Linked DNA regions of Homo sapiens: region 2 is linked to region 1. Evidence: chromatin contacts called from ENCODE Hi-C or POLR2A ChIA-PET data. All regions are on one chromosome and are shown on one strand. The core of a region is the stretch at or near the end of the contact, and the rest is flanking DNA. Distances in the headings are between cores, read along the strand shown. Region 1 has its middle 32 kb from the start of LINC01117. Region 2 has its middle 220 kb from the start of MIR4444-1.

The links. A loop is a pair of places that touch in the nucleus more often than their neighbours do. ChIA-PET counts read pairs that join two places held with the same protein, here RNA polymerase II (POLR2A). Pooled maps may share reads with other maps.
Region 2: a pooled map shows a loop between it and region 1 (4-fold over the local background). The contact joins two enhancer-like sites. A Hi-C loop is called at or near these places in 1 of 168 maps with a recorded cell type or tissue (A673) and 2 of 50 pooled maps. POLR2A ChIA-PET finds 5 or more read pairs at or near these places in 1 of 52 experiments (T-cell).

Annotation. Positions count from the first base shown.
Region 1 is chr2:176,668,292-176,671,174 of GRCh38, forward strand. No RefSeq gene overlaps it. Among named protein-coding and RNA genes, the nearest start is that of LINC01117, 32 kb to the left of the region's middle. Within about 2 kb of position 1,408, at least 2 of the 41 ENCODE cell types and tissues checked have a DNase peak (open chromatin) inside an H3K27ac peak, as active enhancers do.
Region 2 is chr2:176,995,847-176,998,729 of GRCh38, forward strand. No RefSeq gene overlaps it. Among named protein-coding and RNA genes, the nearest start is that of MIR4444-1, 220 kb to the right of the region's middle. Within about 2 kb of position 1,410, at least 4 of the 41 ENCODE cell types and tissues checked have a DNase peak (open chromatin) inside an H3K27ac peak, as active enhancers do.

The DNA.
Region 1 (2,883 bases), core at 158-2,657:
ATCTCCTGAACCAAAGTGTCAGACCCTTTCAAATTAAAGACTGGAATTGAACATTTTGGCCCACTTCCCGCATATGCTAAGGCAGTGGTCTATGATGGAAGATGTTCAGTATGCACTGAGGAGATTGATCTAAATTTATCTTGAAAATCATGTTAGTCCTTAACAATCTTCTCTTGGTATTTGATCAACAACTTGAATTAGAAAGTATCAGAGATGTTTGGGACATTAGATATACTCTAATCTAATCCCTGTTTTACAGATCACAAAACTGAGTAAGGGCCAGAGAGCAAAATCAATTGCCTAAGACACATTGCTGGTTAGTCGACAAGAACCCTCTTTTTAGGATGCCATCTGATATTAATACCAATGTGTATGCCCTACATTAGGGTCTAACTTCACAGGTAGACTCTTCTCTCCTTAGGTTTGTTCATTTGAATGAATGAATGGTTCCTTATAAATGTCTGAGGTGCCAGACCAGTGTTCTTTCTTTGTATATTCATAGATTAGCAGCAGCTTATAATGCTGCAGATATATTCTGCTACTAGCCAGTGGCCCTGGAACCTAATTTACAATATCCGGGTATTCTGTATTCCCTTGAACATGTGATTTTTTTTCCCTTTGAATTCTATGTTTTTTGGATTGCTCATGGTGGAAGGTTTGGGACATAAATCATCATCATTTGCTACTGATCCAATTTGGGAAAACTAGGTCAGTGAATTGTACATCTGTATTAGTTGCTGTGGAAGGACCATTTTAAGCATTCTCAGACATGTAGCTAAGCAAGTCTGGGGCTCTCTGACATTACATAATTTCTCTGCTAAACCAAAGATCTCATTGAGTTTGCTGTTCAGCCATGTCTTATGTTGGATTAGGGGTATATTTGTTCAAAGCTCAGTTTCATCATTTGTCCAGCTTCACAGTATTTCCCCAGATAGGGAGGCTGCCTTCCAGGCTTGGCTGGTTTTTCCTATATTGCTGGGAAAGTTTTCAGTGAATGAATACAATGTAGAGTTTTCATTTGTCACCATGTTATCTCATTTCTAATTTTTGTTCAAGTTATTTTAAGGAAAAGCACCACCCAGTTTCTCTGACCAACTTTTAAAAAAAGATGAAAAGATTTTCTCAGCATGAATAATAGCAACAAGCACATGATGGTCTAAGCTTTTGAACTCTCAGACAGCTGGAGTGCCCAGAATCAGAGTGATTTTCTTCAACCACTTTAGTGCACTGTGAATGTGTGATCGGAGTAGAGTGTGTGATCTTAAACAGTCCTGGTGTCGTGTGGGGAGTTTCCATTCCTTCACTAAATAGACTTCCTGGTTTGAAATTAGCGTCTCATCATGACAAACAGGACCATGTACAGGGAGGTCAGCAGGGGCCTTTCCTGTCATTTGAAACGTGCCCTTGGTTTTGCTTCCCCTAACCCCAGTGCCTTGGAATGCTGTTTGAATCTGGGGATCAAGTGATTCTAAAGTCTCTCCAGGAAAGGAGAATTCAATGAAGCATTCAGCAGCAAAAACTTGGTTAAAAGTGCAGCCTGTGTCAGCATAGGAATGAATTAGAAACAGACTGTGAAAACCTCACCTGTGATCAGTATCACACCCAGAAAGTTGGAGACATCAGGAGGACATGTTCTATGTTTTCACTACCTTGTTGCAGGCAGTCATGAGAGTGATAGGAGGTCACTGTGACTTGTAGTTGTAGGTCCCATTTACTTTCAGGAGAGCAGGCTGAGAGGCTAAGTTCTGTGGTCCGTTGATTATCTTACCTTGGCTTTTCATAACCTGGCAGTTTCCAAAAATAGTTTGAGGACTAACAGAATTGCTAACTACCTCCCACCTCACTCCTGTAAAGACAGTGAACACAACCAGTCTCTTTTTTCCTTTGTTTCATACAAGAAGGGAAATTTTTATACTATAATATGAGAAGACTATAATCTAAAAATAAAATCTTTCTTAAGAAAATTTCCTCATTTTGCTCTGGACCTGTGAAAATGTTTGCACAGACCTGCCTTTGGGAAATCACTTCTCTAGGATGAGCAACATTACGAAATTCCCTCTGTATGGCCATAGCATAGCTTTGTTCCTAGCTCCGGCTAACTTTCTTTGTGGCTGATGCTTTTTAAAGAATTCTGGTTGAATGTCACTTAGTACTGGCTGGAACTTTGTTCAGTAGTTTTGGTAGATGCTGCTGGTATTATCATAATTCATTCATTCACTTGCTTATTTAACAAACTGCCAGACCCAGGCTATGTACTGAAGAGATAAAACAAAATAAACTCACTATTCTCAAGGAGCTTGAAACTCCTTTTCAAGAATCTTATTTAAAAATTTTTAAAAGTCTCTCTTTGTGCCATGAGGGCTTGTGTAGAACACAAGCAGAAGTTGTGAAATGAGTATTTATCTATAGATCCTAAATAAAGGTTTATTGGAGATTTCTCTCTCTACCTCTTTTTTTCTCTGTACTATTCAAAGAAACCTTGTTTCTGATAAGGTAAGGTAGAAGTTAACTAGATAAAGTTCTGACAATGAAATTTAAATTACAGGTTCTAGTGTGATTTTGGCACATCAAAACCCAAAGAACATTTAGAATGTGCCCAGCCCATGGAATCTATTCCTTTGATCTACTCAGCTCACCAAGATGATTGTTCAGCCCTCCCCCACTTTCTCTCAAAATATCTCAACCACTAACAACAGCAACAATAAATAAAAAGGAAAGGAGGAAAGAAGAAAAATCTCCTTAGGGGCATAAATTATTTTCATTTGCTTTCTGCAATGACAAAATTAAGAAAACACCAAATAGCTACATTACTTTGCATTGGGTAAACCTCCAGCCTTCAATTGCTAGGTAACATTTCTTGCAGCTGCTGAGGCTAAGAAACTA
Region 2 (2,883 bases), core at 160-2,659, 330 kb after region 1:
GCTTGATCTGGATACTCATTTGTCATTGGGGCTCTGCCTCCATTTCCTTGTGGTTTTCCTCTGGCTCTGCCTTGGCCCATGCTCGGGCCTCATTCCCAGGCTGGCTCCCATCATGACAGCACGATTTACCCCAGCATTCCCAGCCTTCCTATCTGTGTGCTGCACTGACAAGCAGAAGAGAAGGTCTGAGTCCCAGCTTTCCCAGAAAATATTCTGCAAATCCCAGTTTCAATCACAATCCGCCCTCCTGGCCCCTGCCTTGACCCCCCGCAGCAAATCACTGTGGCTGGGAAATGAACCGAGCTCTTAGTCTTAGCCTGGGTTGTGCCTTCACCCTGTAACCCAACCCAGCTCCAATCCAGACATGGAGTCACTGCCCAGAAACCACTTGGATACCCATGTGGACTGTGGAGTCCACAGATATTTCAAGAGATTTGATGGCAGCCTTACCAGTCCACAGGACCCAGATCTTCTGAGGGCTTCTGTAGCCTGAATCCTAGGCCCGGCCCCAATCAGGTTAGTTCCTTGAAGTTGTACGCTTCCACCCCATAGCTAAAATGGCCCCTTTTGTAGGAATCCAGAATACATAAAATTGCAAGGGATTGGATTCTGCCCCTAAATTGATTTTATACCCTTGAAAGTTTTCTACTATAGCATGTGTGAGTGTGTGTGTGTGTGTGTGTGTGTGTATAAATTGTGATTAGATAAGGCTCTAAAGAACAGTTTTATAGTCACTCCACCCATTTGGCTTTCCATAGAAATAAAATCCTTCATTATGGCAATGACCTTCAACGAAGGTTAAGTACGCAAACCTCAGTTTTAAAAAAAACTGTTTTTAACTGCTTTTATCTTTGAGCCTTTGAAGTAGAAAGTAAAAAAAATCAAATATTTTATTTTTGACATCTTCAAGGAAGGTATATGTAAATAGGAAACATACATAAAATCCCTGAGCACAAACAGAAAACAAATGATTAAATATAATGACAATTGCAGAAATATAGATTGAAGGTAAAATAGATTAAGGATGCTGCCCTTTGATGCCACTTTCTGTCAATAAGGCATAAGATAAATTTGTGAGCCTCATATTTCTCTGATCCACAGGTTAAATTTGCCATCCTGTAATTCCTTGTCACCATTTCAAATATCAAGCTAAACATCGTGTATTTCTCTGGGGTATTCACAACCTTCAGAGAGTAGTTGATAGTGATCACATTTCTTCTGAAGTCTTTGTTGATCCAAGAATACATATTTTGTTGTGTAAGTCTTCATAAATCAGTCTTTCCGCCCGTTTATCATCCCTGTTACTTTTCTCTGAACACTCTCCAGTATGTCTCCAACTTGCTAATAATGAGGTTCCCAGACCACAATGCATCATTCCCAGCTCAGTCTCTCTCCTTGTGCAGAGATGGACTTTGCCTTTTGGCTTCCTGACTCACTGTTTCCACTGACTAAGTTCATATGCTGCCAGATCATATATGAACCCGTGATTCATTTGCTACCCATTACAATGCCTGGGAGAACCCAAGCACTTCCCTAAATAGGTCAATGCCTGATGTACTAGGTGCCCAGAAAAGTTCTTTAAATAAATGAATAAATAAAAGCATGAACTTCCCTGTTGTGTCTTTAGTATACCAAAACATTTATTACAAAAAGAACAAATGAAAAGGAATATGCAACCTGTGTTGACAGTGGGGACAAGGGAACAGAGGTAACACATGAGAATCATGCATGGATGCTTTGGCCTGTACCATTCAAACGTTTCTACCAATTTGATTTGATTTAGACATATTTCATTTTCATTTAGCACAAGACAAAAGGAAGTTCAGAAAACTAAGGTATTTCACCACAGCAACTGAACAGTTGAATTACAACTGAGAACGTATCTGGAGTCTAAAATTCTAGTGCCCAATGTAGACTGCAGAGTAGAACAATCTGAAAATACCATTAGTAAAGTCCTTGTAGTTCCTGGGAATCAGTTCCTACATCTTCAGCTAAAATACTTGAGGCATGGGTTCTAACTGTGATTTTTTGCCTCAAGGGCTTTCCCTTTCTACTCATAATAACAGGATGCAAGAGGGTGGAAAAGGGAGAGGAGCAGAGCTAATCTGGTTTCTTGCTCTCTTGACCCCAATTACACTAGTGGTAGTGACAGTGACAGTAATAGTAGTAGTAGCTGCTCTTATTATTGAGTACCTGCTGTATGTCATGGACTCTGCTTAACCCTTCACATAATGTTATTTCATTAATAGCCAATTAAAATATGCACATTACCTCAATTTTACTTTAAGGAAACGGAGTCCCAGAAAGATTAAATGTCTAAGGATCACGCAGCAGAGTTAAGGTGCTATTTCAGCTCTGGGAGACTGCACCCCACTCTTCTGCCCTAGCACAGACTCTTTCCTTGGTTTCAATACTATACCAAGCCTGACATGTCATGCCTGACAGCCACTCCCATTTTCTGGTTCCTCTGAACTTCTCCTTAAGGACCCTTAATCAAAACTAACTGAGAAGTAAGGGGGGGGGGTGGGGGGGAACATTAGCTAAGAGGAACCTCTTAGCTAAACTTAGAAAAATTTGGAGTTTTCAAAAGGATCTTCTCTCCAGGAAATTAAGAAAAACAACAAACCATTAAGCATGTCATGTGCTAATAGGACCAGCCTAGTATAAGGCCATGTAAAAAGGCATTGAAATCTGCTAGTGTGATCCCAGCCTGGCCACAGATGCCCATGGCAGCCCAGTTTCCAGGCACTTGCCCTCATCTCCAATCTGTCTTTCTACCTTGGTCAGTTTGTTCCATTGCATGTGTACACTGATGGCCCCTGGCCAGAACTGAGCATATCAGATCAATACAGCAGTACACAGTACTGTGATTAAACACTGCAA